Regions from separate parts of the Mus musculus genome. Here region 2 is linked to region 1. A link is a loop called in an ENCODE intact Hi-C map of the cell type or tissue named here. Cell type or tissue: heart. All regions are shown on one strand. Links, peaks and the distances in the headings refer to the core of each region. The heading gives the core; the rest is flanking DNA. Region 1 overlaps Tgfbr3 (transforming growth factor, beta receptor III). Region 2 overlaps Gm33474 (a long non-coding RNA gene).

What was found. Hi-C counts contacts between places; a loop is a spot of excess contacts. Peaks named below come from ENCODE experiments on the same cell type or tissue, not always from the same donor. Only the 100,000 strongest peaks of a DNase experiment are listed, where the experiment ranks them.
Region 2: a loop joins it to region 1, with 1.8 times the contacts of the local background. A loop is called at or near these places in 1 of 42 quality-filtered maps.

The regions. Positions count from the first base shown.
Region 1 is chr5:107,113,224-107,129,505 of GRCm38, forward strand. Tgfbr3 (transforming growth factor, beta receptor III) reads right to left here. Exons shown (of 17, transcript NM_011578.4): 15 at 8,137-8,184; 16 at 5,196-5,303. Among named protein-coding and RNA genes, the nearest start is that of Gm42146, 27 kb to the left of the region's middle. In heart, for the core only: no CTCF peak of the experiment used is centred there; DNase peaks (open chromatin) are centred at 3,748, 7,618, 8,068 and 9,578; H3K27ac peaks cover 2,404 bases.
Region 2 is chr5:107,055,026-107,071,307 of GRCm38, forward strand. It overlaps Gm33474 (a long non-coding RNA gene), which reads left to right. Exons shown (of 5, transcript XR_001784912.1): 3 at 193-322. Among named protein-coding and RNA genes, the nearest start is that of Gm33474, 15 kb to the left of the region's middle. In heart, for the core only: no CTCF peak of the experiment used is centred there; DNase peaks (open chromatin) are centred at 7,426 and 10,066; H3K27ac peaks cover 4,965 bases.

The DNA.
Region 1 (16,282 bases), core at 3,230-11,229:
GTGACCCTGGAACTCATCCATCCATAAAACAGCCCCTCAACACACCCTACGGAATTTTGCATGGCCACAGCCTCCACATTCATAACTACTCCTGTATTATTTTCAGATAGATAACCCAGGCACAAGGGGAGAGGAGAACTTTTAAAAACAAACAAACAAACAAAGGAAAGGAAAATTATAGTTCTTAGAATTAAAAAAAATCAAGGCAGGATTCTAGGTAACTGAAAGAGACGAAGCAGAGGGCTGGTTAGGTTCATCTTTCAAATAATTCATATAGTGAGAGAATACAGGAAACAGGGGTGAGAAAGGACAGAGAAAAGAAAAACTGACTGACACATGCCTGTCACCTTAGCACTTAGGAGTCTAAGACAGGAAGACCACAAGTTTGAGGCCAGTTTGGACCACATAGTGAGTTCAAAGCCAACATAGGCTGTGCTGAGATACTCTATATCACCCTACACACACACACACACCACACACACACACCACACACACACATACACACACATATACACACACACATACACACACACACATATATACACCACATATACACATACACACATACACATACACACCACATACACACACACACATATATATACACCACATACACACATACACACACACACATACACACATACACATACACACCACACACACACACCAATTAAGAAAGAGGGACGGAAGGAACAATGGATGGGTTTTTTAGGCTGAAAGCCCAATTAATTCCCAGCACAAAATATGAAAATGCCCCTAAATCAAGGGCTGTTATTATTATAAAGATGATTCCAGAAAGGAAAGACAGGTCACAGGTAGAGAGAATTAGAAAGATAAATCTAAGCAGCCTCAAACCCTCAGCAGCAAGCCTTGAGCCAGAGAAAAACACGAGGGGCACTTTCAAAACTCCAAGGGATCGTTTATAACCTAACAGAGGATACCATGTTTGTCAAGCAAGTGTTTTTATAAAGCGGGGATATTTCAGACTCATGGCATAAAGGGAACATGTATCTCCCATGTCCCCTTTAAACCAAGAAGAAGGAAGGCGTGGGATGCATGGCCTAAGGCATCCCTGACCCAAAGAAAAGCGCTGGAAAACTCCAGACTGGAGGCAAAAGAGACAGTTTGCAGGGGGACAAGTTGGACAGGTCCAGCTGGCTTAAAAATCGTTTTATTTTTAAGAGTGGAGGAGGAGAGTGAGCCTATGCGTGTGAGTAGCTGCTGGGCATAGATGCTGGGAGCCGTACCTGGGCTCTGTGAAGTACTCTTGTGAAAGAAAATGGATGGCATTGGTGTGTGTGTGTGTGTGTGTGTGTGTGTGTGAGAGAGGAGGTCATAACAGCTGGCAGTCAGTAGACAAACTGACGATAAATGCCTAGAAAACTAAGCTAGTGGGAGATGGGATACAGAGAAATGCTGCTTATCTTTGGAAAAACCTAAACACTTGGGGGAGAGGTAATAGAGCTATCATACTGAATGGCTAAATTGTGATCGGCGCGCGCGCGCGCGTGTGTGTGTGTGTGTGTGTGTGTGTGTGTGTGTGTGGTCATCACTGCAGAAACAGTGAATATGTGTGATGGTTTGTATATCCTTGGACTAGGGAGTGGCACCATCTGAAGGTGTGGCCTTGTTGGAATAGGTGTGACCTGGTTGGAATGGGTGTGTCACTGTGGGTGTGAGTATAAAATCCTCACCCTAGTTGCCTGGAAGTCAGTCTTCCACTAGCAGCCTTTGGATGAAGACGTAGAACTCTTAGCTCCTCCTACACCATGCCTGCCTGGATACTGCCATGCTCCCACCTTGATGATAATGGACTGAACCTCTGAACCTGTAAGCCAGCCCCAATTAAATGTTGTTTTTTATAAGACCTGCCTTGGTCATGGTGTTTGTTCACAGCAGTAAAACTCTAACTAAGACAATGTGTATCCAACTAAGATTTCGGTGTGGTTCTACCAGGGCAGTAGCAGTTCTCAACCTGTGGGTCGAATGACCCTGTCCCAGGGTTGCAGGCCAGATACCCTGCATATCAGATATTTACACTATGATTTGTAACAGTAGTAAAATTGCAGTTATGAAGTAGCAACGAAAATAATTTTAAGGCTGGGGGTCACCACAGCATGAGGAGCTGTAGTAAAGGGTCACAGCATCAGGAAGGCTGAGAACCACCCTGCTAGGGGCTAAGAAGGGAAATGGATAATTGGGACACCTAGGTAAAGCAGAGATAAACAGTTGTTTTCTGCAGTAGGATGTTAACAGAGAGGATCCCAAGCAAAAAGAGGCAGCCGTATACTTGTGTTACTTAGAGATGTATATATATGTGTGTGTGTGTGTATGTGTGTGTATGTGTGTGGTGTGTATGTGTATGTGTGTATGTGTGTGTGTGTGTATGTGTATATGTGGTGTATATATGTGTGTGTGTGTATATGTGTGTGTATGTGTGTGTGTGGTGTGTGTGTGTGTGTGTGTGTGTGTGTGTGTGTGTGTGTAGGGTGATATAGAGTATCTCAACACAGCCTATGTTGGCTTTGAACTCAGCTAATATCTCAATGAACCAGACAAGAGTTTTAAAGATGTTGCTTCAGGGAAGGAATAAAAGAGGGAGTGGGGGTGGGTCTGGCTGTCCCAGTACCTCGTTCAGGTGTCACACTCTCACGCACTTTATTGATGAGGCTAAAAAGGTTTTCTACAAAGCAAACACAGAGCTCTTATGCTCCAGGAAACTACAGATGTCAACACACCTGTGACTCTGGGACCTGTGTCACAGAAACCTTGGACCAGAACCACACCTACCCCCAACCATCTCTCCTCTGTTCACAGTGAGACAGGGTTTTAAAATAGGGATCTCCAAACAGAATTAATAGAGCCCAAAGGCAGTTATCTCATTGTACCCGGAGTTGCAATAAGACAGAGTGGGAACCCTATCTTTTCAGACTAAAAGTTATTCCAGGAACATGTGTCAAGATTCAAATCTGTGACTTGGGGTGTGCTGTGGAAAGGCTGGAGAACGTGAGCAGAGGGAGTCATCCAAACAAAGGGTTGTTCCCGACACAGAGGCAGAGCAGCCTGAACCCCCAAATATACCATATAAGGTCTGAGTTCCACAGTTAGCTTATTGTGGAAATTAAAGGACTGAGTCGGTGTTTGGATGCCCGGCTCTGCTTGCTGGCCACAGCATTCTGACCATCCCTGTTCATCTAAACTTTCTGCTGGTTGATCCACGTCAGAGACTAACTGGGCTCTGGACTGAGCCCTCTTTGTGTTTATTTGGTACTAAGATTAATTGTAGCTGTGCCTAAGATTAGCTGGGGGCCACAACTTTGACTGAAGAGCCACTTTGGAGCAGAATCATGAGCAACGTCAAGAGCCTAAGCCAAACGACAGCATCCATAGGTCTTTTGGTTTCTGAGTCGGCACAAACACAAACTGTGTGCTGGAAGGGCCTTTTGCTTGTCTCTAAGCTGTGTGCAAACTTTATTTTTGTATTAACGGTACTTTCAGCTTCCCTCTGGGGCTTTTGTTTGGATGACAGAGGGTGAGGTACAACCACCTCCGACTTCAGTGAGGAGCAGGACACAACACCCAGGCTTTGTCCTCTATCAGCTTGATGCTTGGCTTTGGACAAATCTGGGGTTCCCAGAGGGATCTCAGTGGGGCCTTGCTTCCACAGTGAGTATCATTTGGTAACCCTCTATTATGCCTGGCCTGGCTTCCTAGCCCAAGACGGACCATGTGGGTTTCAGGATTGGTTCTAAGACCCAAGCCAGCCAGTGGCTGAGTACACACATGGAAAACATCTGCGAGTGACCAGCCCCACATAAAATCCTCAGGGCTACAGTCTTCCTGGAGTACTTTCAAGTTTATTCCCAGGAGACAATGTAGGCCGCCAAGTGCCCTAGAACCTCCTCCATGCAGGAGGCTGGAAAAAGTTGCAAAGAACTATTAGTTTGAGATCTAAACATGTCAGTATTGCTGTGATAAAAGTACTCCAAAATTCTACTCTGCTAAAAGCTGTCCCTTCGGGTTCTTTTCTGAACTTTTGCATGAGGAAAACTTCTTCAAATGACTCATAGGCATTTATATGACGCTCAGAACCACCCCACTTAGGCCTTCGTTCTCTCTGACACGAAACACATTTCACTGGAGTTGCTGGTTGGGAACAATGACTCTTGAGGACTTAGAGCTCCATTATCAAACTCTCTTAAGCTTTTGCTACTACGTTGGCTTTCACAAGGTAGAAGACTTCCTAGGCCTGGTGTAGAAGGTCTGCTGCTGTTTGTGCCCCGATCTAAAAAACTGTTACGAGGTGTAGCATTTGAAGTGAAAAGAGAGTCAGAACCTTTAGCTAGCAAGCATGCTGGTGTCACGTACTTTTCTCAAGAGTTTGAGGCTCTGTCTAGCAACCAGCAGAAAACATGGGAGCTGGGGATGAGCGCCTGCTGCCCAAGCATGATGGCTGGGCTATAGAATCTCCCAGAACTTATGTAAAGTTCAGGGAAGGCTGATGGCTAACTGTATCTTAGGGCTTTGGGGGTCGAAGCCAGGATTATTGGGGCAACTCTGTATTCACCAAAAGAACATCAAAACAGGAAGGTGAGGTGGGAGAGCACACCTTTAACTTTTTTTGTTTCACTTTTTATATTTTTTTTAGTCATAAAAATATATTTTGAAATATAAACTTTGTAAAATGGGAGAATTTTGTTTATGAAAGATGTCATGAGTTAAAGGCCAGGAGGTCGTGGTTTGGAGTCCCTGACTGAGGACAGGACAAGGGCGGGCATTATCCAATGCCCTGGCAGCTGTGGTCATGAGCAACTGGTCTCCTTCATCACAGCAGCTTATTCCACGGCCTTTCATTTTGGAGCGAAGGTTTCTAGTTCCAGTTCGTCATGCTACCCAGACTCCTTTAGGTTCTATGACAAGATTAGACTGTCTTAGAAGCTGAATATCACCAGCACTGTAACTGCAACTAACAAAAGCAGGGTAAACATTTTTTTTTCTCTAGGCATCACTTAGACCAAGTTACATTTTTACGTGACCTAAAACACAAAATACATAAATATAAGAATAGTGAAAATGGATATTCTCTTCCTTTTGCTTATTATATCACCTGTCCAACAAAAACTCTGGTGTCTATTGTGTGGCGGGTGCCCTGTGTGGCCCAGATGCACCCTAGTTTCCAGTGAGTAGTCACTAACCTGTGTGGGAGTAGATATACCACAAGGCCCCCGTCAGGAGTGCTCCGATCACAAATGCTGCAAACGCAATGCCCATCACGGTGAGCGTGTCCAGGCCGTGGAAAATCTCTAGAAGAGGGGAAGAGATACATACATGATGTCAAGCTGTCTGTTTCACACTTCAGCTTCATTCTCACTTCCCAAGCACGGTCACAGTAAGATCAGAGATAATAATTACAGTAAACTCTATATTTTGTTACTGGCAAATCTGCTGACAAAGGAAAAGATGGATTGATTGGGCTTTTACATATTCTGTTTGCAATTTATTCTGAGCAAAGTGATTTTTTAAATAAAAAATTTCCAGCTTATTTAATTTACTTTGTTTGTATGATTCTTTTGCCTGCATACACTTAAGTGGACCATGGGTGTGCCCCTTGAATCTCCACGGACCATGGGTGTGCCCCTTGAATCTCCTATCTTAGAACTGGGGTTCTGCATGGGTACGGGCCACCGTGAGGGTGCTCGGGACCCAACTGGGGTCATCTGCAAGAGCAACAAGTGCTCTTAATCACTGAGCCACCTCCCCAGCCCCCCAAAATGTCATTTTAAAAAATAAGATTTATAAATGCCGTGATACTTTAAATCTGTGGTCTGAGAACCTCGGTAACGTGAAAAGTCACAAGTTACAATACTTTAGACGGTAAAGAACCAGGAGTGCACGGCCTTAGTCCCGGCACTCGGGATACAGAGCAGGCAGATCAAGATGAGTTCACGACCAGCCCCGTCTATACAGTGAGCTCCAGGCCAACCGAAGCTACACAGTGAGACCCCATCTTTTAAAAAAAAGTAAACTTCCCACTATCAAAATCAGCCTTGTTGCTTCTTCCTTGGGTGGTTGTAAGCAATGAGGCTCACCGTAGCCTTAGCGGACTCTGAAGTGTTTTTGAGAACACTTATAGAGTCAGAAAGATGAGAGGGGAAGAGAACAGAACAGAATGAATTATTCTTGTGCATTAGAACACACCTCAGAGTTCACAGTAAGCCCCAGCCTTAATCCTCATGAGCAGCCTCGCTCTAAACAACCTGCTCTTTGACGCCTTTCCAACTCTGCTCTTTCTGTGAAGAAAATTACTTCTCGTGGGTGCCACGTCAGTTTTACAGTCAGCAAAACATGTAAAAGAACTAATTGTTCCTCTACTTGGCAAAGTTGGTTTTTTTTTTTTGTTTGTTTGAAATTGACTTCAGCTCTCAGAAATTGGATATTTTCTTTCATTCAAGACTAAGTATCTTTGAGTTAGGACTAGTTTGTAAAGAAGTGTTTGGTAAGATAAAAGTCTGTCTTAATATATACACACACATACACACACAGACACGTTAGTGTGTGTGTAATTTTTTTAAATTGAAGGTACAAGTTTTCTCCGTGTCACAATTTCTTCTTTTACTCCATTCAGAAGCAACCCTAACTGAAAGCTCTAGAAATGAAACCTCTGCGCTTTTGAACTCATACCAACACAAAAGATTCAGCCATAGGCAAAGGTGGCCCCTGAGTACCCAAAGCCATTCGAAGGCTTTTGTTTAGTATTGCCCTATGGAAGGCGTCCCGAAGGACCCAAGCTCTTCCAGCTGCATGCCTGCTGGTGTGTTCATTTACATTCTGGAATAAGGAGGGTGTCTCCACCCACCAGAGGCAGGAGGTGACACAAGATGAGTCAGTCTGACAGAGAGGCAGTCCTGGGAAGGAACACAGAACGAGAAACCAGGAAGAGCCTGGTGGAAGTTACAATGGCAGGTCAACCCTTCAGGCCACGAAGCTTAATCTAGTCCATGGGACAGATACAAAGAGGTGCTGAACCATCAGGGTTAGGGTTATGCCTACAAATGCAAAGATAGCGTGCTCCTAAGTCTTTTAGTAAAAACATCCTGAAATTCCAAAGACAGAGATGTCACTTATGAAAATAAGCCCAGTGGGTCTGTTACTGAGTTTGTGGTTCTCCATTATTCCATAATCTCCTGGAAATAAGTCACTTAGAAGAACATAAAAAGGGCTTTCTATAAAAGTACTATAAAGAGTGATTTGTATAAAGCACTCTTGAGACAGAGATGGGCGAATCTCTGAGTTTGAGGCCAGCCTGGTCTACAGAGTGAGTTCCAGGATAGCCAGGGCCACACAGAGAAACCCTGTCTCGAAAAAAAAACAAAAAAACAACAAACCAAAAAATAAAAATTAAAAAAATAAAGAAAAGAAAAAAAAAAGAAAGTTAAAGAAAAGAATACTATGTATGTCTTGCGGTCAGCAATGGGAACAAGTCCTGGGAGTCTCCAGGAAGAAAACAATACAGACTATCCTCACAGGGACATATCATCTAGAACTCTGGGTGGATGGCAAGACGCCAAGGTGGAGTCCTGCTTCTGTGCCAATGATAACCATGGAAACTCACTTCAATAATATACAAAATGATAACCACCTACATGACTCCCAACTCATTGCCCTGTACCAATGGTGCTGAACACCGGTATGCTCTTACTCTCCCTAGCTCTCTCCATCCCTTGACCTAAAAATAGTCTTGAATGTGTGGTGCTGAGTTCCTCTCAGCAGGTAACCACCACAGGCAGAATTTGAAGCAAACACTCCAGATTGGATGACAGGGAAAAAACAAAAAACCCACAAATAATTAACTTGGTAAAGTGAGGCTGTAGCCTTCCCACTCTGGCTACATGTGTCAGTGGGTCAGCAAATTAAGGTTTTCATGCAGCGAAGGTAGAGACCGCAGGAATAGGAAGGGAGGGGGGTGAAGGAAGGACAGGGGAAGGGAAAAGGAACGCATGAGAGGAAAGGAAGAGGAAGTGGGCAGGACTGCCCAGTACTCCTTATCAGCTCAGCTTGGCACGACTTCTTCCCGAACCAGCACATTCTTAGAAAAGGCCAGAGGCTTTGCCTGGAAATAGTTGCATAAAGACTTACGTGGAGGAGGAGGAACCGGACTGGACTCCTTCATGTTTGGAACATTTTCTGAAACAAAAGCATAAGTCACAATGCATTCCACTGACGTAAGGGATCATCGGGCTCAGCAGAGCAGACGTTTTTCTATTTGTTTGTGTGTGTGTGTGTAATCCTATGGGGGTGCTACTGGAGGCTAGTATTGGATTCCCTGGAGCTAGAATTATAAGTTGTGGGCCACCTGACTTGGGTGCTGGGTGCTAACCTCTGGTTCTCTAGAAGGGCACCCAGCTCTCTTAACTGCTGCGCCATCTCTCCAGCCCCATCTTAATAAATACTTTGTGAAACCGCTACCAGTATTCCTCTTTACATATCAAAAGTCCATCTCAGAAAAGTTAGGCACTGTAGTTTGCTAATGAGAGATTACAGAGAAGGAAAGCCAAAGGCACCCGAATCTAAGGGCTCTGAGTCTGACTGCGCGCATGTATTCATCTCATTATCTATACAAGGGTTCAATACCGACAAAAACCGTGCATCTCCAATACAGTCACAACACTGTTCCCGCTTTTAAACATTCTCTTAATAATTTACAGCTTTCAGCTGGGCATAGCGGCAGGTGTCTTTAATCCTAGCACTCAGGAGGTAGAGGCAGGTGTGTTCGAGGCTAAGCCTGGTCTACATAGAGACCAGGGTTTCAGGACAGCCAGTACCACATAGTGAGACCCTGTCTCATAAAAACAACCACCACCACCATCTACTGCTGTTGTAACTTCTCTACTTAACCACACGGTTAGGTTTGGCTTCGCTATTGGTGTTACCAGATTCATTCTCTTCTCAGCATATTCCAAATGTTTTCTCCTACTGGGTCCCCTCACAGTGAACTCCCGAGACCCCCAGGGACTCTCCTTTGTATACATAGAAAAACAAGTGCGGTCTGCTTCCAATGAAACATAGTATCTCCTCTCCTTTCCCAGGTCCTGACGCTGGTGGCTCCTCCTTCTTTAAGGTTTGCACAGGCTCATTCAATTACACTTATAAACTAATTCCTGCTGTGCTGGCCCTGGTCTCTCCACATTGCTCATCCCCCTTTCCTGTTACATGGGCTGCATCCTAACACGCTAGAGTGCCAGGCAGTGTGGAGGTTCCCAGCGTTTCTTTTTGTCCAGCCTTCAGGAGAAGCTGGGACTTGGACTTCTAGAGGTGCCTGGTGACAGGTGCTTAAAATGCTGACACCCTTTTGGAAAATGGTGGAAACAAGAAATAAGATGACAAAAAGTTTAGGTGCGTCAATAATTCTGTAGCTTCGCAGTCGTAGAAGGCCACAGATCCGAGAGGTTTTATATGATGCTAAACCCTGTTGAGGCAGGCAGAGAAAGAATTTGCAATTACTACTTTACAAATGAGTGTGGTCTGAGACTCTGATATCCTGTGACCTGCCCAAGATCACAGCTGGGAAGCATCAGGGCCAAGGGCTGAGCCACAATTTCTGACTCTTGCCTCCAGGCTACAGAGGAGTGCAAGTCCTTGCCCTCAGCTGGGGAAGTCCTGCCTTAGTAACTACTGTTACTTAGTAACTGCTGTTACACAGGGCTTGTTGCTCTCCACAGTGAGATGGGCTTAAACCAGGGTGCCGACACTGTGGCCTGGGATGGGAAATTGCAATTTGAAATGATTTATTTAAAGAAAGCAAAAGAAGAAGAATATTGCATGAGGTGAAAATTACATGAAATTCAAGTTTGTTCCATAAGCACAGTGCCCTATGATCTGAGCACTTGAGGCAAGGGCTGGATATGTCCCAAACCAAATGTATTATCTCTCTGCCTTTCCTAGAAAAAGGGTGAAGAACCTGTGGTTCAGGCTCCACCTTTCTCTTCAGAGTTTAAACATGGTCTGTGCTCAGTGTCTCTCCGTTTCAGCTCCTTCATTCAATAAAGACACACTTTTCATTCATAGCAAAACAACTCTGACAAAAAAGAATTTGTGGAGTTTAGACCAAAATTATGCAAGCTGGCCTTATTAAATTAAAAACAAATAATAAGGTTGACATCGGGAAAAGAGATCGTTGCTTGTTCTCGGGGCTAACAAGCTCAGTTGGACCAAGTCCAATTCCTAAATGATCAATAACTGTATGGATCCCTTAAAGTGAGGATCATGGTGGCCCCCGATGAGGAAACGTTTGTGCTACATTTTGATACAATTACCAAGAAAATTAAAGCGCTTTAAAAAAAATCAATTCAGAGGGCCAGGCATAGTGTATCGTCCTATAACCCCAATCCCTGGAAGGCGGAAGCAGGATTACTGTTCGTTAAGGGACAGGTTGGATACACGGTGGCTTTGGATCAGTTTGGGCTGCATAGTGAGACTCTGTGGTGTTTGATTGCTCATGTGACACAAGGCAGAAATACCTCGGAGGAGAGTTGTACTGAGGGGCTGTCCACATGGAGGTGTGGAAGCATGTCTGGGGGAGGGGAGGACTATCTTAAATTAATTGATGTGGGAAGACTCGGTCCAGTATGGGAGGTGTTATTCCTAGACAAGGGTCTTAAATTTGCACAAGAGAGATGGAGCAAGTGTGTGCGCAGAGGTTTCTTTCTACTCTTGGCCCCTGGTATGGTGAGACTAGATTCTTGAAGTTCCTGCTTTGATTTCTTCCAAGGAATAGACTGTAAGCTAGAACCACAAACTAAATAAACGACTCCCCTCTTCTATGTGGCCTTTTTGTTGTTGTTTGGATATTTTATCACTGCACAAGACATGAAACTAGAACACTGCCTTAGGGGGAAAATAATACAATTCAGTATACAGAACTTGCACTCGTTGTACCAACTATAAAATGCATTTAGGAGGGGCTGGAGGGATGACTCAGTGGTTAAGAGCACTGGCTGTTCTAGAGGACCTGGGTGTGATACCCAGCACCCACATAGTGGCTTACAATTATTGGTAACTTTAATTTCGGGGGTCAGATGCTCTCTTCTGGCCTCTGAGCCCATCAGACAGGTGAGTGGCACACAAATACACACAAAGGCAAGACACCCCCACATATAAAATAATAAAATACATTCTTTAGAGCGATGCACTTTCTGGCTGGGGGTGTAGCACACTTGGTAGAGCACTTGCCTGGGTATCAGCTTCGTGGCAGCACGAACAACACTCACTCTAACATTTATAGATTTGTGCAGTACGATAAAGTAAACAAAAATCCTGCTCCTTTTACCTCCACCGTAAGAACTCCATGAAGTGGAAGCATCTAACCACAAAACCCACCTACTTTCAGGAATTAGCAGTTTGATTCACTGAAGTAAGCGCAAAGGCATTTGGCGGTCTCAGCAGTGTGCATCACGCAAGAAGTGTGTGCACACTCACTTCTGGGAAGAGCTCCATGGAGTCTTCCGCCTGCGGTTAAACTTTCTCACTCAGAATCCCCAAGTGGTTTGAAAAGAATGATTCTCCCCGGGGGAGACCTCACATGTAAGCATTTAGGTTTTATGACAAGGCCTTCCTGATGGATGGTATTGTTTAAAAGTTCTTAATGGACTTAGGGTGTGATCTAATACTCTCCCTTTGCCCCAAACAGGGGGCTCTCCCAGAGAGCTAAACAGAAACACCCCTGCCTCATTTCCTTGAGTCAAGTCCCTTCTTGACTATCTGTGCAGAGACAAGCCTACACAGCAGGGCAGAGGCTCCAGGGTTTATCCTCTAACAGTTCTTGTTCCCCATAACCCCTGAGTATAACTAAAATAGCGTCGGCCGTAACAATATTGACTTTGGGCTTAGGGGAAAAGACTGTTAAAAAGGAATCCTAGATATTGCTGTAAAGATAATTTTAACAGTAGATTTCTTTGCAGAAAGAATACACTATAATCAACATTCTGGAGCAAATCTTTTCATATACTCTGAACAACTTTTGGTTTACCTCTAGAACCAAAACTTCCCCCCTCCGGCTGTTGGGCAGGGCTTTCGTGAATGCGCGAGCCTGGGGTGGGTTATGCATGAGTAACTGACACGGCTTTTGGCCTCCCGTTTTAATTCAGTTCTTCTAAACACTGGAAGCCCTAAAAGGCCCACAAAGAAACAAAGCATCAAACTGGCACACACACACACACACACACACACACACACACACACACACACACATCTGCTGGCATCTGGCAGAGGGGAGCCAGGGAGGAGGAGACTTTGTGCAGTTGTTCAAGAGTATTTTTACCAACCTTACCTCCCTGATTCTGACCCTTCCTCTGGGCACTTTTCAGTATCTATGGAGTCCCTGGCAGTGGTCTGTCACCTTATCTGCACTCTGCCACTTGACAATGGGAGTAGGGGTGAGGGGTGGGGAGTGGAGATGGGGGATTGGGAGGCTCTTTTGAAACTTGGAGACTTCTAGAATCCTACTGGGTTGTCACGACCTGGTTGGGGGTGGGCACGGGCATCTACTGGGTAGAAATGAAGGATGATGCTAAATATTCTACAGTGCGCCTGAACGAGTTATCCAGCCTGGGGAGGATGCTATTCAGAGTGAGAAACACTGTGCTAGAAAGACCTTACAGGCTTAGTAGGAACCCAGTAAACATGTTTTTATAATAAACAACCCAAAGTATCATTTCATGTTCTATTACCAGATTCTTTCTCGCAGCGTAACATTTACACGGCTTGCAGAGCCGAGTTCCTAAGTGATCGAAGTACTGGAGCTCTCCTCAACATCTTATTTCCTCTTCTGAAACAGGGCCTTCCTATGTAGCCCTGGCTGGCCTTGAACTCACAGAAATCTGTCTGCTTCTGCCTCCCAGGTGCTGAGATTAGAGATGTATGCTACCATACCCAGCCTTCTTCTCAAGATCTTTTGATGTTTCTTAAATTTCAGAGGTATCTCTTGGATGACTGACAGATGAAATGGGCCATGGGAAGTCGTCAAACAAGATTCACCATGAGTAGTTGCTAAAGCTGGAAGTGGTGTGTTCCTGGGGAGGGGGCGGGACATTCCATTTTTGTATACATTTAAAATCTTCCAAAGAGCAGTTTTCAAAATGTGAAGAGGCTGGCATAAGCTGAGTTCTCTCCCCTGCTCCCTCCGTGAAGAGAGATGGATGAGTCCTGGCTCTGCCAGCTCCTGAGCGCCCCTTCCCTGTTCCTCTCCTCATCTTGCCCTTAACCTGAGGACAAACTTTTTTTTTTTTTTTGAGTATTTTTGGTTCTGGAAAAATCCAAAAGTGTTCCATAAAGTCACGCCTCTTTTAGATCAATTTCCAACTCACAGACCTCTGCTTTCCAAAACCCTCTCCTCCCCTGAAAGAGCCCTGGTTTGGCAGAAAGCAAAGCAGGAACTCCGCATTTACTGACAGCCCGTGATATGCAGGTGCTTTTATTTTCCAATGTGGAGAAGATCCAACATTTCAAAAGTTTAATTTGCTAAGAATTAAAAACCGGGTATAAATCGTGGCAAATTGGGAAGCCTGCCAACATGCTTTCATGTCCCAGCAGTGATGGCAAACCGGCAGCGGCTCAGCTATTTTAATTGTTTTGCCAGAAACCATAATACGCATCAGCTATTTGTATCTTCTGCTTTTGTGTGTGTTTAAGTTATAAAGTCACAGAGTGTCTGGGTTTGCACTTTTAAACACACTCTAGCATTTTAACCCTATCATGTGGGTTTTCGACCCCTAATTTTTTTCATCTACTATTTAGCTGCTACTCATTAGAATACTCGGGTGCTACATTGATAACAATGGGATGGGGAGGGGGAGAAGGGGTAAAGGGGGAGGGAGTGGGGGAAGTGGAAAGGTGGGGGTGTAGAGGTGGGGAGGGAGAGAAGTGAAGGTGGGGAGGGAGGGGGACAGGGTGGAGGTGAGAAGGGGAGGGGGTGGAGGTGGGGAGGGTAGAGTTGGAGAGGTGGGGAGAGTGAGGGGCAGGGGAAGGAGGGGGAGTGGGCGGAGTTGGGGAGGAGGAGGGGTGGAGGTAGGAGGGGATGGGGGAGTGGAGGGGGAAGGGGTGGAGATGAGGAGGTGACTCCCCATAGTACCAGCAGATGTATGTTTGTTTTATTAAAAATAGGAATTAGATTACACGTGAAGGTTTGCAAAAGATGTAAAATCAAAAGAATGGGTTTGAATCCTGGTCTGCTATATGCAGGTGTGTGTCCAAGTTTGATAGAGAGGCTCTCTACAGAGCTGCTGCAAGAATTAAATTCTGTAACACCCTATGCATTTAGCACAAAACAAATTCAATGTGGGACCCTCACCACCATTAATAGTCTAAGCATCTTCACCTATTGCTGAAGGTTTAAGTAGCAAGATGATCAGCCAACACTGATCCCAAAGGACTTAAAGACCAAAGGTGATACCTTCACGAAGGTTCCAATAAAAACCTACTATTATTCATGTAGCTTTGATGGCCACTTGCCCTGCCCATTGAGGAAGAAACACTGCCTGAAAGACGTCCCTGTTCTCGGCAGTGGTGGTTGACACGTTGCCTGTATCTATGGTCCATAAAAATGCAACTGCAGTAAAGAAAGATGGAGCAAAGGGGCAGGGATAGTCGGCTCTGTGGCAAGGACATCAACAGGAATAGCATCAGGTCAGTAAAGCAGCTGGGGAACCCACAGGTCCCCCCTGATGGCCCACTCTCAGAAAGAGCATTAGCTGTTGTTATTTTAAATAAGCCAGGACTATTGGGCCAGTGATCTCCTGCCTTTTCCCAGTGTTATTCCAATGCCCTGTGTAGCTGAAACAGGTTTCAGTGCTCTACATGGAACAGAAATGATTTCAGAGCCCAAGAAACTAATCATACAGGGTGAGGGGATCATCATAAAGATGAGAATCAGCAGAAAACCTACCTGTTCCTGCCAAGGAAGACGGATTTGCACACAGCCCCTTGGGAAGCTCAAGTTCAACTTCTCAATTTGTTTCACAAACCTGAGCAATAAACGGTTCACCCACTTGCTTCTCCAACTAAAATCTCACCTCAACTAGCGAGTCTCATGAAATTGCTTTGATATTTGGTTTAAAAAAGTACCTTTCCTCTTAGAGTTTTATGTAAAGAAAACACTGAGTGTTCAGTATAATGGCTCTGAGTTTGAATAAAAGTAATTACCTACTTTACAAGAGAAATTACTTAGAAAAATACCACCAGAGTTTAACAAAAAAGAATGAAAGAATTGCTGGAAGTTATAGTGTTGTAATATTAAGGCCTAAGTACTGTCTGGCACAGGGCACAGCCAGTTGCTGTGTTCAATTACCATCTGAATGAGTGCTCTCAAAATAGGTAAGGGACAGGGACAGGGACAGGGAACATGTGGCTGCTGCTGTTAATGGCTTTTATAGCACAAAACACAGCTAGCTGTTGACCAACTATGAGTTCTTTGCAATACAGTTAATTTACTCACATTCCTTTCCCCTACATGCAACAAAATGGCAGCAGTATCTGGGCAGCCCAGTTAGAGAGAGACCACCAGACCTTTTAGAAACCAACCAATAAAGTAAAAGAAACCACACTCAGGACAAAAGCCATAAGCATCTGAGATGAACGTTCTGCGTTTAGGATGGCGGAAATGAACTGGAAATCGGCTCCTCCTTACAGGTCAGCTGACCTCCACGCCCCCTGTTCTAATGCTCCCTTTCCAGACAAGAACATGAGAAAGAGGGTTTGTGAGGTTTTTGTCACAGCCAGTTGGGTATGGAGGGAGCAAGAGGAGAGTCCTCAACTTCAAGGCTGTGAGCCAGTCCTACCCCATGCTCCCTGCCTTTCTGTAGGAATGTGCACACGGAAAGGCACAGCTCTTTTGACAAAGGCCCAATCGCATTTGAGAAACTGGCAGCACCCACCTGCCTCTTTTCTGGTAGCTCATGCCTGCTCCAGAACCGCCCACTGCTTAATCCTGTCAAACCCCAGCCCTAAAGTGCCATCCTAGGGGTGCCCTAAACCCCAGATCTGGTGTCAGTACCAGTCAGCATGGCTCCCTTCTAATGCCTAGCAGCTGGGACCGAGCTCCTCACTGGCTCTTGCTCGGCAATTCTCTGCCCTTCAGGATGGAATGACATGGTCTGTGATTCTAATCCTGAAATACCTTACCCTGGAGGCCTGACATCCCCTCTCACCCTGCCAGCCTTTTCTCAGCTTGACACCCTTAGACAGCAAGGCATCTGGAGAGTGACAGGCTGCTTCCAGACAGGGAAGATTG
Region 2 (16,282 bases), core at 3,123-11,122, 58 kb before region 1:
ATTATCCACTACTTATCATCTCTCTCCAATCACCCTGAAATATGAGCTCTGTGAGACCAGGCTCTTTATCTGTCTTACCCTGAGCTGTAAGCACAGGCCACGTGGCAAGCTCTCAGCAAGCCTTGGGTGGACAGAGGAAAGGATGACGAAGGGTTCAGTCTTTTGTTGCTGTCTCATCTTGTTTAACCCCAGCATGCATCACCCGTGTGATGAGAGACCCACAAATGCTACGCTCTACACTTCACCCTGAGGGGCTCCTCAGCAACCAGGACAACTGTGAGAGGCTGAGGGTGTCACTTCATCTCTGGAAGAGCACACAAAGGTGGGTGTTTTTGCTCTTTGTTTCTCCTGTGGCCAGTATTTGCACAGTGGCTCTCCAAGGCTCATCTGAGTGATCCCAGGGTACAGGAGCAACTTAAGGAACCCACTTGCTTCCTTCCTTCTGCCACTGAGTTAAAACAGGGAACTTGCCAGTCACCATTTCTACATCTTTCAGGCCATGTGCATCTATCTTCAGACTCCTCTCACCCTTCTAGCCCATCATTGGTCCGTTTGGTTGCTGTTGTCAGGGTAACGGTAGGCTGGCCCTTTGCCTCTAGGGGTATTAATGTGAGCCACCAGCAGGAGATATGCCAGCAGCTGTGGGGCCCACCTGTCTCTCACTGACTGTAGACCAGTTCCAGGCAGCTTGAGCAGCAAAGCACAGGGGCACACTAGCAGGCCGGGGCACAGCAGAGTGTGGGTGTTATATTGCCTCTGAGCACTGTGTCACTTTATCCACTGCTTAGGGACTAATGGATCAGGAGTATAAAGAGAAGGTTACAGCCATGTCCTTGGTAATCCATGGACTGTGATCTGCGTGTTCAGCCCACGTCAGCAGTTTGATTTCAAGGGTTGATTTGCGTATGCCAGTGGAAAACTCAGGGTCTTATCTAACCCATGAATTTCCAAAATAATTTAAAAGGTACTTTTTCAGAAACATGGCACTGTTAAAATTAGAAATTAATATATAACTTCAAGAAAACAAAGAAATTATAAAAGAAAAAGGTAGCTTTATAAATAGCTTAGAAAATACATATATACATGTATATATACTGGGTTTTTTGTTGTTGTTGTTTTGTTTTTTGGCAGGGGGAAGGACTCATAATTTGGTAAAATTTATCCAGACTGCTTCTTCTACTTAGCAAAATGTCCTCAGTTACTTCTCTATGATATTAGCCTTATGCTAAATGCTACAAAAGATATCACTGAGTGGCGACAGTACAGTTCACCTAACTATTCCCTGACAGATGGATGTACAGGTTACTAATGGTTTATTAGTATGATAAAAGCACTGTGGTAAACAGCTAGTGTGAGTCACATGGAAGATGAGAAGCTCACTAAAGGCACCAACACTTCAGCTCGCACAAAAGACCCAGCGTGTTTGGAGAGAGGCTGAGGGCCACAGTAGAGATGAACTGCATGGGTCCCACTGGCACCAAGTCCTGGGGTTGTGGTCCTGGGGACGCCGCTGGGCGTTGGGTAACAATTATCTCTGAACTCAAACATTCTATCTTAAAAGGAAGCAAGGTGGTCTAAGAGGAAGCAAAGCATTCCATCTTGAGGGGTTCACCGAACCCCAGAAAGTTAACAACTCAAAAGCTTTAGGAAGTCCTTGAAACCGAGTGGATTCACTTAGCCCCTCACACCACAATAAGCAATAAGGACTTCTGAGCCATACTTCTCTACTGGAAGAGGTGGGACAAGACCAGTAACCGGGAAAGGACACTGTCTAACCTACTAAGCTGCCTGAGGGCTATGCAGTGTGCTCCAGGTTCCCATCCATGCTGGGATGGGCTTTGTCAATTCAGCTGTCTTTGAGTCATTTCTGCTTCTGTAGGTAACCCTTCACCCATATTCCTGTAAGTAACCCAATAAAACTGTTTTGTTCACTAACTTGAACCGTTAGTGATTTCCTTACTTTAGTCTGTCATTGTTTCTCTTCACATCTCCCTGGGAATGTAACAGTGTGGCACAGAACTGGGCTGTGGGGAATGGTAACAGTGTGACACAGCAGTGGATTGCTACATTCTAGGTGGAAATGAAGTAGCAGAACATTGGTTCCATAGCAAACCTCAGCATGATTGTCCAAGCTGGGCTGAAAGGTCAAGACTATAGGAAACGCCTGCCTTCAGGGGCGACTGAGCAGGTGAGCTACTGTCTGCTGCCCTGAATTATTCAATTCCAGGAATTGGGGGTGAGACAAGACTGGAAACCTATTGGATTCTTTTCAATGTAACCTGGACCTGAGCATCGGGAGGGTCTGTAAGAGTGTCTCTCGCTGCAGGCTCATGACTGGGAACTTTTAAGTCTTGAGCTCACTAGAGAATCCTGGGCCTTACATATTTCAGCACCACTTTGGAGCCACCCCACTTTCTGGGTGATGGATGAGGCATTAAAAGTAAATTACAGCCTCAAGCTTTATACAAACAGAGATTGAGAGCTAAGGCAAGGGGTAGCCTGAGGGACTTAGGGGACACAGCTGGGAGAAGATAGCCCCTAATCAACATCTTAACTGGGAGCCCAGAGACCCCTAAGCTCCACCCACAGAACAAGCCACACCCCTGTCTCTCAGTTTCCCCATCTCTGAATTGAGAATGGCTGCAGCCTGCATCCCTCTTGTGTGAGATACTACAGCTTAACCACATTCACTGGGAAGTTGTCACACACACACTCACCATGTTCCAGCCCTTCCCTCTGACCAACTCCAGCATTGACAAGCATCCTTTCCCAGTGTAGTTATGTTTCAAGAACTTGACTTGATCCATGCAGTAAGCAAACCAACACGAAAGCCCATGTTACATTAAAATTTTGTTAAATTAAACTTTGTATATTGGAGCTTAGTGAGGAGAACTCAAGGTAGGAAAGCAAACAAGGAAGAGAATGTGGAGGAGAGGCCAGAGCTGAGGCACAGAATAACAAAGGCTTACAGACACTCACTTAGGGCACTGCCGAGGAAGAACACACAGTGTGGACAAACATCAGAGGGGGTTTGTTTGTTTGTTTGTTTGTTTTCTTGCTTTAGAAATTGGGCTCTTACCAGGAAAGATTTGTGGTTGCAGATTATTCTTCATTCATTTATTCATTTATTTGCATTTCAATATTCATATCTTACTCTGTTGCTTGAGTACTGACAGAAGCACAGGGCAGAAGTTTCTAAGACTTGGCCTAAAAGATTTTTCCATTAAAAGATAACCTGGCCCAGAGGTGCCAGAAAACCTGGGTACAAGCCTTCCATTTTCCAGCTCTGCAACACTGGACAAGTTATTCAACTTCTCTGGCCTTCATCACCCTTGCTTAGAGAATAGGAACAATGATATCATTCTTTCCTTTATCCTTGATGGGGAATAAATTATTTAAGAAAGTATTTAGAACAGAGCCTGCTACATCGTAATTGCCCCAATAAATGCCAGCCATGATTAAGAAGGGAGTTTCCAAGAAAGACAATGGTCTCATCTTCCAACATTAATGGCTCATGCTCTGCATCATCGTAGTTAACTATTTTGCTTTTTCCTTACATGTGTGATGATCTGTTTGCTTACTTTTAACATTTATCATGTTCAGCTCCCATTTTACAAATCCTTCTCAAATAGGCAAAAAAGGCAACACCCAAAAATCCAACACTTTAGCACCCTCCACCCAAGATCTGAGTTTAATCTGATCAGTGCTGCAAGCTGCACATTCCTGTCATACTTGAAGGTGTGTGGCAGGGTGTGACACTATTGCAGGACTCCAAGCAGGGTCTCAAGTCATTGCCCTGGCTCCCTGGAGCTTTGCAAGTGAGTGGGACCAGTCCCTTAGTTCACCATCGCTGCACAGCCCCGGGTACTCCCTAGCCCACTGCTGTAGACAGAGCCTCTGCAAGCACGGCTGGTCATGTCACAAGACTAAGGACGTGCCTGCAGGGATCTGAAGAGACAAACAGATGGAGTTGGTTTTAGGGTTCCACCCACTCCTTACTGTGTGGGTGTTGGTGACCTCAGAGTAGAGATGACCTAGAGAGCCTTGGATCTCATGAGTTGAAATAGCCCTTGTGAGGCGCACCCCTTTAATCCCAGCACTCGGGAGGCAGAGGCAGATGGATTTCTGAGTTCGAGGCCAGCCTGGTCTACAGAGTGAGTTCTAGGACAGCCAGAGCTACACAGAGAAACCCTGTCTGGGGGGGGGGGGGAAGGAATAGCCTTGTATGGATGGGGATCAGGAAGGACCTGTGACCCAGTGAAACTCTCCTCCCTGGGGTTCCAGGAGGTCAATCTCCACCAAGCAGCTCACCTGTCCTGGATATACATGACCTCTTCAGTCTATTCCCTGTATTCTCAATATAGAAACAGACAGAAGGAACCAGGGAACATGGAAGGTAGCCCTCCCTCAGGAGCCAAGTAATTGTTCCACAGAGTGTGCGGCGAAGGAGCCAGGCCACTGCTGGTGTGGCTCTGACTCCCTGGAGATGGTCAGAAGCATGGAGATGTCTCCGTAGTGGCCCATAGTCAACACAGCACGTTGTGGAGACCTCCAGGCTGACTTCACAGAGGTAACCCTGTCTGGGAATGGGGATGTGGTTGAGTGGTTGACATATGCCTGGCTTTATCTAACCAGGCCCACTTCTGAAGCCCTTCCCCTTTAGACACCTCACAAGTAGGGCTCAACTGTGACACATGACCACATTGGGTGAGTCCCCTTGGAGCTACGTAGCCTAGAGTCTAATTACCAAGACAATCAAATAGAGCTTCTCTTATTTGCTGTGCCCACAAATATTGACATAGCCTCTACTCTCAGTCATGCATTATAATAACTACACGATTACAGCAACACCTAACATGTATCATTTGCTAATATATGACTGGTACGAGAAAGAAGACAGAAGCAAGAGATGATGTCAGGAGAGGGAGAATAATATACTGTTTCACATGCTTTCTCATTGTGTCCTCACCAGAGTTTTGTTTTGGGGGAGGGGTTTGTTTGTTTGTTTTAAGATCTGTGTGTGTGTGTGTGTGTGTGTGTGTGTGTGTGTTTGTGCATGTGAACATATGAGTGTAGGTGCTTACAGAGGCCAGAATAGGGAGGTGTAGAGCCTCTGGAACTGGACTTACAGGTGGTTGGAACCACCTGATGTGGGCAATAGGATCTGAACTCAAGTCTTCAGCAAGCATTCTTAACCCCGAGCCATCCCTCCAGTTCCCTCTAGAATTTTAATTTACTATTTCAAAATTATGACCAATTTCCAAAAGACCTCTTAGAGCTCTGCACGGGGGCCATGTTGTTATGATTCCAATAAGGACTGAATTCTAGTGTGACAAGGAACTTTTCTTTGACAGGAGGTTGAAGTAGGAAGGCTTGAGACATGGTTTCAAAGCCTGACCCTCATAATACCAGAAGCCTTCTAGATGGTACAGACATCGTGATCACAGGGTCAGACATGGATGTTGGCGAGCTCGCTGTGTTATTTTATTGGGTTCTTATACGTCTACCTCCCTTCCAACCCTTATTCCACTCTGATCCCTTGTAACCCTCCAGCACTAGGTAGAAGAGAAAGAAGGTTAGAGTGGAAAGGTCCAACACTTAGACCCCATAGGCTACTTCCTGCTGATTAGGGCCATTGATCTCCTTGAGGCAAGTCCAATCTTTGCTGTCAGGACAGCTCCAATTTCTTTATCTCGTCAAACCACAACAACAATCAGGAGCAGCCGCCATCTTCTTCAGAGTACTTCCTGCCTCTCTCTCAGCTCTGGCATTTATGTACTCTCCAGGGTCCCCAGAATTAAACTATCTGCAGCTGGCAAAGATTACGCCCCTCCTAGAGCATGAGATAATCATAGTTAATGGTTGTGGACAAACTGAGGCAGCCCCATATCCCACACCTGGGATTAAAACAAGAACATAATTGAGTTTTTAAAGAAACCAAAGTTTTCACTACACACGGATGCAATTTAAACTCCTTAGTCTGCTTCCATAGTTTAGACTTATTGGCTGCCATGTGTCTCAGCCCCTGCCAAGACTAGTGTTATAGTCACCGTTTTGTTGCTATGGAGAGGCACCATGACCAAGGTGACTCTTATGAAAGAAAGCGTTTAATTGGGAGCTTGCTTGCATTTTCAGAGGTTTACTTCATTATCATGGTGGCAGGGAGACAGGCACTGGAACAGTAGCTGAGAGACTGTGGGACTGACATGGGCGTCTGCTACCTCAAAAGCCTACCTCTAGTGACACACTTCCTCCAACAAGGCCACACATCTTAATCCTTATAATCCTTTCAAATGGTGCCACTCCCCATGGTAAAGCATTCAAATATAGGAGCCTATGGGAGCCATTCTTATTCAAACTACCACAACTGCCTTCTCGTGGTCATCGGTTGTTGTTGTTGTGTTTGGTTTCAGGTTTGTGTTTTTGAGACAGGGTTTCTCTGTGTAACAGCTCTGGCTGTCCTGGACTCACTCTGTAAACCAGGCTGGCCTCAAACTCACAGAGATCCACCTGCCTCTGTCTCCTGAGTGCTGGGATTAAAGGCATGCACTACCACACTCAACCCCATAACTACCTTCTTAAGGCACACGGTCAGGTGCAGAACCTCTCTGGTGCAGCTTCCTTTGTAATCACAGAGATTGCATTAACTGCTGAAAGAAAATGTGGCTTTTTCTGAGGTGGGGTTTACTGACTACTCAGAGGTTAGTTTCCTTGGTCCTGAGGATTTAAGAAGGTGCAGTAAAAAGAATAGAGAACATCTCTCCAGTACCACACATAAGTCTGCACAAGAACTGCCAGGGATGTACAGATAATATCAGTCACGTAGCAGCAACTTCAAACAGTTTGCTCATACACAAAGTTTGCTGACTGACTGAATCTAGGCAGCCTGTGTGCAAAGCTAACTCACCATTCAGTCATGGAACTAAACTATGGTTTAGCCTTTTTTCAAAGTAAGAGACACATGTGTGACACGTTGCTAAGTCTTGACAGCTGTAGGTGTGTGGAGTTCCTCCACAGCAGCCCAAGGTGGCCCACTGACTGTCCTCTGGGACACAGATGAGCTGGGAACCAGAGCTCAGATGCAGCAATATCCAGCATCATTTAGGACAAAGCAAGAACAACTTGCTGGAGTGTAGAAGGGTTTAGGAGGGTTTAGAAGGTCATGCTGTGAGATGGTAGAAACAAATTGTTGGAGGATCTCCACAACAACAGAGGAGAGAGTGATATATCCTCAAAGGCACCATTCTGAGAGGTGAAGGAAACCATCAAAGCTTTCAGAGGTCAGGCAGAAACAATGCTGCCGGCCTAAGCCAACCAAACAGCGCGGCTCAGAGGCTGGCAGGTGGCAGAGGCCAGTGGCCCTGATTTCTTATTTCTGTCCATCACTCCGCGTACACATTGTGCTGTGCTGGACTTGCCCTCAGATTAAAAACTTGCTGCTTTGCCTAACAAGCGGACTTATTTATAGACTGTTACTATGTAAAGCGACTCCACATTTCTAAAGTGACAACAGGTCCTTAGGCAGAATTCTTGGCTGTGACACAGCAAAAGTGTTTTAGAAAGATTAGCCTGTCAAAGGTGCTCTAAATAGATACAAAATGAAATGGGGAGAGCGGAGACAGAATAGGGAGTGGGCAGGGGGAGGCCTTGGCGTACTGAGCACAGCGTTAGGGGAGAGTGATAGGCGATGCCAGAGCATGGCACACTGCTGACGGAGTTGACCAGGCTGGGAGAGGGGAGAAAATTATGGAGGATCTTAAAACAACAGGCAGAAAAGGGAATCTGGATCAGCTAGACAAATTTTACCTGAAGGTAAAATTCTGGGTTTTTGGTCCAGCTGCCATTGCCCATCGATCTTCTTACTGACTGGTTGCAAACCACAGGCTACCCATTCTTCCCAGACTCTGTTGTCTGTTTTTAAGTGTATGGCTCACACAAGTTCTACTACTCAGTCCAACTCATGGGCTTTCATTTTCAGTGTTTTCAGGTAAATCGTAATGAGCCCAACTCCCACATCATGTCACCTCTTCTTTGGCACACACAAAACAAGCATGGACCTAAGTGAAAGATGGGTAGGATGGTCCACTGCAAAGCACTTGACTTGGATCTGGCTGCATTTGTGTAGTTTGGTGCATTCAGAAATAATGCTATTGTGGTTTTGGTGTGAAGTGTCCTCTACAGGTTCACTGTTTGCACACTTGGTCCTCTCCTCAGCTGTGGACTGTCTGGGAGGTGGTATAAACTTCAGTAGGTGGGACCTAGCTAGAGACAGTAGGCCCCTGGGGCCATGCCTTTGAGGTTAATCCTGGTTTCTGGCTCGCTCTCCTTGCTTTCTAGCTGACACCCATGAGATGTTTCACTCTTCACTATGACAAGCTGAGACCTCGGAAGGATGAGACAAGATAAACTTCTTCCCTTTAAGTTGATTTTCTAGGTGCTTCATGTCATAAAGTACCATAAAATTAACATGGATGCTTGCAGATCACTTCTATAGATTAGAAGAAATTTGTACGAACTAATGTGATACTTTGACTTGCATTTTAATATGTTTTATTATAAATGTCTAGAAAAAAGTTAAAATTGGATATATCGGAAAGACAAATTATTCATTGAGTCAAGGAAGCTGATGTTCAGAAGTCAGTCAGAAATGTAAGACAGGATGTCACTGTGAGGTTGATGATCAATGCCAGAAACAATAGACAAAGGATGCATCAATGCTAAGTGAAAATAAAAGGCTCTGTGATGGAGGTGATTTCTGGCCCAGGCAACTTAAAAGAAAAGTTAAGGAAGACATGGAGGGAGAGAAGAAAGGAGGTGGGGGGGGGGGTGGAAGAGAAGAAAAGAAATATTTACAAGGTGTAACTATACCCTTTATGAGGCATAAATATACCCAAGGAAAGTAGGCAAAAATATTTGTAGCAATTTAAAAACAAAAGAGGCACAAGGAAGAACAGGATGTTATGGTTTGAATATGCTTGACTCAGGGAGTGGCACTATTTGCAGGTGTGGCCTTGTTGGAGTAGGTGTGTCACTGTGGCTGTGGGCTTTAAGACCCTCATCCTAGCTTCCTGGAAGTCAGTATCCTGCTTGCTACACCTTCAGATGAAGATGTAGAACTCTCAGCTCAGCCTGCACCATGCCTGCCTGGATGTTGCCCTGCTCCCACCTTGATGATAATAGACTGAACCTCTGAACCTGTAAGCCAGCCCCAATTAAATGTTGTCCTTATAAGAGTTGCCTTGGTCATGGTGTCTGCTCACAGCAGTAAAACCCTAACTAGACAGATATGCATTTCCACAGAGCCACAACTCCCTGAGGGGACTCAGGGCTGCAGCAGAGATGGCAAGCCATAGTCTCCAATCCACTTCTGTAAAACAGAGCCATCACTGGGGAAGGGCTGCCAGCTCTGACCTGTACTTCGCAAAGCTTCTAGAAGCAGCCATGTAATGAGCTCTCACTTAGAGAATGAGAGCCAAGTGCTGTGCGTGCTGTGCTGAGGAGGATGGAAACAGTGAGTTCCTGGATTCAACAGTAATGGCAGGGAGGCAGGGTGGAAGGATGCTATGTTCTCCAGTAGAGAAAAACCCACCTGCTAACAGGGAAAGCTACTGTGGACCAACACATGGCTGAGAAGCAGTCTTCTTTTTAATAATAGGGCAATTGTGGCTTTTGCTTGTTTTTATACTGAACACTGGCCTTCAACCAAGACTGTAAAGGATGACCAGATGGAAAACGGAAGGTTAGGCAAAAGGGCTAAGGGGAAAATGGGAAATTACAGATTAGAGAAGTTAGACTAACCCTCCAAATTCAGTGTTATAGGAATGGAGGGTGCTAAATGTTCAGAAGGAGAAGGAGGGGTTGGATGAAGGGGAAAAGACATTAGACCTAGACTGTAACAAGAGTATTCAGTACCTCTCAGATTCGGGCAAGCATTTCAAAGGCCTGAGACCATGTGACTAGAACACTGCCTTTCTTTCTTTCCACTTGTTTTGCTGTTGGGCTTTCCTCTCCTGGCTCCAAAGGACCATGAACTTTAGAACATCCCCAAAGGACTCCACAGCATGGTCCGAGACTCATGGAAATGTGACGAGAGCTCTGCCATTTACACAGTGCAGCAGAAAAGCCCCTAGCTTAGCTGCTTAGCGGGAGCCAGTGCCTCACACCAGGGACTGCAGTCCAGTGGGATAAACCGGAGGAAGATTTGTTTGTGAAACTGAGTTCTAGCCTTGAAGCAGACTGACTGATGGCAGCACCCCACTGGGGACAGCTCTTCTCTTGTCTGTGTGAGAACAAACTGTACACCTGTTGGTCAGGGGAAAGGGCCACAGCAGGGCTGGAGTCTGCTCAGAGGAGGCAAGACTCCAAAGGAAGGAGGCCAGGCTCCAAACAGGCTTTGGGTGTTTTCGAAAGGCTGCTGGAAATGGGTTAAATCACACAGTCTGCTTTCTCCTGCCTCATTTAGTTCAACCAGTCTAAAAGAAGCCATAACCAAATCTTCAGTGACCTTTAAAGAGGCGCCTGTTCCCACTTACAGGTCAGACTGCATTTTGGATCAGACCAAGGTCCAAGCCTTCACCCACCCATAGGACACCAAGGAGTGACTGGAGGGGGCATGGAGGGAGAGTGTCTTTGTCCTCATTTCTATTGACTCCCCAGAGCTACCACAAATACCAAATGAAAATTTCGATACAGTTGTCAAGAGCTGAAATGCAAAGAAATGTATCTCCAGAAAACAGTCTTCTTACAACAGGTTCCCAAGTCCTCACTTGTTTTGGAGCCTCTGGCCAGGTATGGTGGCTCACACCTTTAATCCCAACAGTCTAGGGAGGCAGAGGCAGGCAGATCTCTGTTTGAGGCCAGCCTGATCTACATAGTGAGTTCTAGGACAGCCAGAGCTACATAGAGAAACCCTGTCTCAAAACATTAATTAGCTAATTAATTAATTAAATTCTGGAGGTCTCAACGGCTTCACGAAGGACTGTCATCTTGAGCTTGGTGAATTGTCTGACCCCATTAATGGTTGGTCCTCCATCTGGAAAGAGGCCAGAGAGAAGGCTCAGTCTGTGAAGTGCCCATAGCACAAGCATATGGACCCCCGTTTGGAACCTTAAAAACCCATGGAAAAGGCTGGGCACGGTGACATGTGCCTGTGACCCCAGCACTAGGGTTGCCAGAAGGTGGAAACAAGCAGAAGCTTGAAGCTCACTGGCCAGCCAGCCTAGCCAAGCAGTTTCAGCTGCAATGACAGACCTGTCTCAAAAACTAAGCTGAAGAATGATCAGGGAAAGGCTCTCATGTCAATCAGTCCTCCGCATACCCACACACGTGTGCACATGCCCACACTAACAAGTACATACACCACACACAACCTACAAGTATAAATAAATATGGTCTTAAAAGAAAGTACCCCATATGCTGTAGTAAGGGCTAGGGTGAGGTGGTGTGCTGTGTCTGCTTGCTCCACTCGCCCAGCTCAGCACCTGTCCTTCAAAAGGTGAACTGAGCATGGGGGGTCCGGAGCAAATATGATGTGCATGTCTTCATTTGTCACAAGGAGCCCAATATACAGAGCAGCTGAGTTCTCCAGTGGAGTATTTTCTTTTGGGAAGAAAACCAAGTCCCTTATCTGACCCCTTCCCCTCCCCAAAAGCAGAAACTCCAAGGGAAAACCCCTAAATCCAGATCATTAAAATACGCTGCTCACCCTGGACTAGAAGTGCTCCCACAGTCTCCAGGAAAAGGGGGTTTCTGGGTGAGCAGGTGTATCTCCTCCTAGAACCAGGCTGTTGCCTTCGTGGGTGAGGCATCCACTCCATTGCCAAATGAGCCTGGGCTAAGCCAAATTCAACTCTTTCTTGGTCCTGTCAAGAGCTCCTACTCTGTTCTCTGGAGCAAGCCATAATAAACACAATCCCTTTCTACTCCCCTTTCCCAATTTCGGCCGGGATCCTTTCCACTGCTTCAAAATGATTCATGCGGTTCTAATGTCCTGGTTTTTCATGTTTGAATTTGCTTCTGTTCATCAGAGGGGGGAAAAATCCTAATTCCTATTAACAATAGAGGCCATAAATCAGCTCCAAAAGCCTTATAGGTTAAACCAGGCAGAATGAAAACACATCTACCTGGGCCTGGTAGCCGGCTGTTGAGACAACTCAGTAAGAGTGAGTACTGCTCTTTTGAAGGACTCACATTTGGTTCCCAGCGTCCACACTACACAGCTCACAACTGCCAGTAATTCTTCTGGAGGAGCCAACTACCACTGGCACCTACAAGTACCCACACTCATGTGGTCATACCCACACACATAATTTTAGCCCCCTCCCCCCACGGATCCATTTAACCCTCACACTCCTGACACACACACATTGATCCGTACACTAAGAAAGCCTTTCTTTTAAAATCAAGTACATTATTAGTTCATATCTAGTTTGGGTCAGTTATACTATTTTTGTTTATGATGGTGTTTGTTTGTTGTTTTTCCTCTTTTACTCCAATAGTTCGCACTGTTCTCAAATTCACTACGCAGGAGAGGGTGGGCAGGAAGGCGGAGCACAAGGGGGGGGGCAACTTGAAACTGTCGAGGCCAGCGTGTCAACAAGCACTGCAACACCTATCATTAAAAATAATCTTAAAGCACAGCTAGGAGCCTGAGACAGGCCTCAAGACGCCAGTTACTATCCATTCCTAGATTCTGCTACTCGGTCATGCCTAGCCCAAAGCCAACAAAGGCCAAAAGGTAAACTCCAGGGCAATATATTTAATCAGTTATCTCTTATCTCGAAATCATTCCTGGGTTTTAGGCAACACAATCTATCCTTTAACTGAAAGCTAAAACCCCACAGTAATAAAATGCAGTTAATTATTTCTTCCTTTGTTGGCCCAAGAGTGAGCTTTTCTCAGAAAAGCTCACATCACCCTGAAAGCTATGTTCTTCTCACCTCAAACAGCCTTGATAAATAGACTCACGAGACTGAAGATGGCTGATTCTTTCTTCTTCTCACCCCATCTGCCCTCCTTGGTCCTCTAGCTTCTCTCTGTTTTTCTCCTTTTGTTAAATGGCTCCTGACTCTCTAGTTCTTTTCTATTGTCTCTGTCTTTTAAGCTTCCTTCAGAGACCTGTTCCAGGAGACTTCGGTCCCTGAGTGTATTTCTTATTGCCAGAAATCAAACGTTATACTTGGAAATAGAAAGACGAGGGACCCCCAGGCACAAAGCATCATCAGAAGAGTAGCCTGAAACTGAGACAGCAATCCAGTGCATCAGGGCTGTGCTAGAATGAATGCTGAGACTCTCAGAATTGAGCAGGAAAGCACCGGCATCAACCTGCTGTCCAGCTGTGGCTCTGAGACCATCCAATCATTACCCAAGTGTCTCATCAGAGCAAATACAATCTCCACGCTCTGTAGCCTGTGGGTGATTCTGACACTGGCTTTTCTCAAAGATGAACAATCAAAGAAAGCAAAACCTGCCTTGGGAGTGTGCAAAGCAATCAGGTGGAAGACAAGATGAAGAGCATTCCTCTGACAGCAGCTTCCCTTAGGAGACGAGAAAACGTTTTTTTTTTTTTTTTTTTTTTTTTTTTAGGAAAGTGCAAAAAATAGTCTTGGAAGAGTGTAGGAAGAGACAAGTTCTGTGAAAGAAATACAAATTAGTCACCAGGAGGGTGGATGCAAGGATAATAGATCGACATCAGCATCAAGGTGACATGGGTCAGACAAGTAAGCTTAACAAAATAGTAGCCAGTAGTATAGTACAGTTCTCAGTGAGTGAGGAGAAGCCCTGGGTGCATTGGGAAGGAAGTCTGGACACCACAGTGAAGATGAGGTGAAGTTTCAGTGTTGGGAAAGAAGACAATAGGAGCAGAAGACAGAGAGCCCAATTCAAATTAGTGTGTGTGGAAGGGGTGGAGCAAAGAAACAGGAAAACAAGACATCCCTAGAGAGCACTAGAGTACTTGGCCAGGTACAGGGTAAAACTAAAGAAATGGTGCAGCCCATGTTTTTAAGAAAGGATAAAAAATGGAATGTCTTGTTTATATCAGAGCAAAGAAACAGTAACCCCTGCCACGCTTACTCCAGAAAACATTGTAGACATGGCTACAGACTGGACCAAGAAGGATCATGAATGTGGATTTTCTGTCTTTGGTTAGTGAAAGCAACCGAGGGACTTGGTCAGAAAGGTAAAGATTCCAAAAATATATCAGTCCATGGTCTCTTCCGGAAAACATTGAGGAAACACATTGATCAACTGGTAATGGAAATGAAAATTAACAACGCACATGTGCACACATGTGTCTATGCCTTCAAAGGAGCAGGGCTTGCCTTACATGGTTTGACACTGTATTCTGAAGTTCAGTAGGCTGTGTCTGCTGTCTGGGACACCACCTCTTGGAGAATGGCTCAGCTCTTATGAGAAGCAATGTTTGCTGATGGCTCTCACCTCCTCTCCATCCTTTCTACCCCTTCCTAGTTTTGTTCACGTCCATGTCCTTATTTAGCTGTGAACTTCGAAGGAGGCTTTATAATCAGACTTGTCGTGGGTTCTCGCTGGTCTTTCTAGAACTTGGGATTGGTTTGGATATAGATAGGAAATGTCAGTAAGTCATGAGGGAAGATGCCTAGGAATAGCTCAGTTAGGGTTGTTGGTTCAGCATGTACAAAGTCAAGGATTTGATTCCAGGCACTGACAAAAGTTGAAAGAACAAAGAGACACAGGGGGTTCCGTAGGGAAGACTTACGGAGATACATAGTATCTTATAGAGATACATAGTAGAAAACAGGCTTTTTTTCTCAGACCACAGCCATGCCTTGAAGATATGGTGACCATCTTATATCCATGGAGAGAACTGGTCTTAGGCACCAAGCACTCAGGTTTGGCAAAGGCAACAGATTCAGAGAACCTGGGTTATGCTGATATTGTTGAGTAGCTACAGTAACTGAACTTGGACTACAGGGCAATACAGTCTATACTTATTACTAAACACAAATGAGCTCAATGTGCTGTCACGCACAGCACAATCCGTCTTAAGGAACAAGCCCTGCCGTGTCAGCTTTTTCTCCAATGCTACATTTCATGGTGCCCAGAACCATTTCTGGAGCCAAGTCCTTTAACCCTGAGTTCATATGGGATCTCTTGCCTTACTTGACTGCCGCTTGTAACAGTAATGGGTGCTGTTCTTATCCAGAGTTTTAGAACAATGGCTAAGCTTATTGCATAGTGAAGACGCAATGCCAAGAAAATCAGTAAACAAAGAGTCTTTTCTTTCTCCCTCTCTTTCTCTACACAAAAGCCATATTGCACAGGATGGCATAATGAACTTTTCATTGCTAAAGAACGTGAGAAATGCGTTTATGCATCTTTAAGCTTCGTGTTAAAGTACCCACTGAGCTTTTTCTGTTTGTCCTTTTAGTGATGGAGACAATAAATCATCCCAGGGAAAACCTTATAAATCACTAATCTTCTTTTGAATTTGCCACTTGTGATGGTTCCTGGATTGAATGACTCTTACAAATTAGAGTAGAGTATTATCTCATTTATGTAAATATGGGGAAACTAAAACTATGGAAATAAATGAAATTGCTTAGGGTATTCTTTTTCTATATGGTAGGGTATAGTTATTATTTTTTTCAACTTAATAGACAATTGCATTAACTTTTTTTTTTTTTTTTGAGCACAGGCTTTTTCTTGACCCAGGAAGTACATGGCACGACCTCACTTTCCCAATAGGAACGGGGTGATCATTCTTCCTCTTAGCTTGGAAGTAAAGTTTATTTTCTTTCCAAATTCAGATTTCTTTCTTTTTTGAAATTTATGTGTACATGTCTGTGTGTGTGTGTGCGTGCTATGTGCATCATTGATTCCATGGAAAGCAGAAGAAGCCATCAGATCCCAGCCCTGGATCTGGGATTACAGATGGTTATGAGCAATCTAACGTAGGTGTCGGAAACTGAACTCAAGTTCTCTGAAAGAGCAAGTACTCTTAAGGGATGAACCATCTCTCAGGGCCCCAAACTCAGATTTCTTTAAACTAGAAGTGCATAGGAGGCAGAAGCAGGCAGATGTCTGTGAGTTCCAGGACAGCCAGGGCTATAAGACAGAGAATCTGTCTCAGACAAATGAACAAACAAAAAACCAAAATAAACATATAAACAAACAGAACAAATAAATAAATTAGATTGTGAACTCTACTTCTGGTAATGTTCCCCATGCCCAGGCTACAGAATTGGCGCCTCTCCTTCAGATTGCTGATGCCCTAAGGCCTCCCATACTTGTTATATCGATG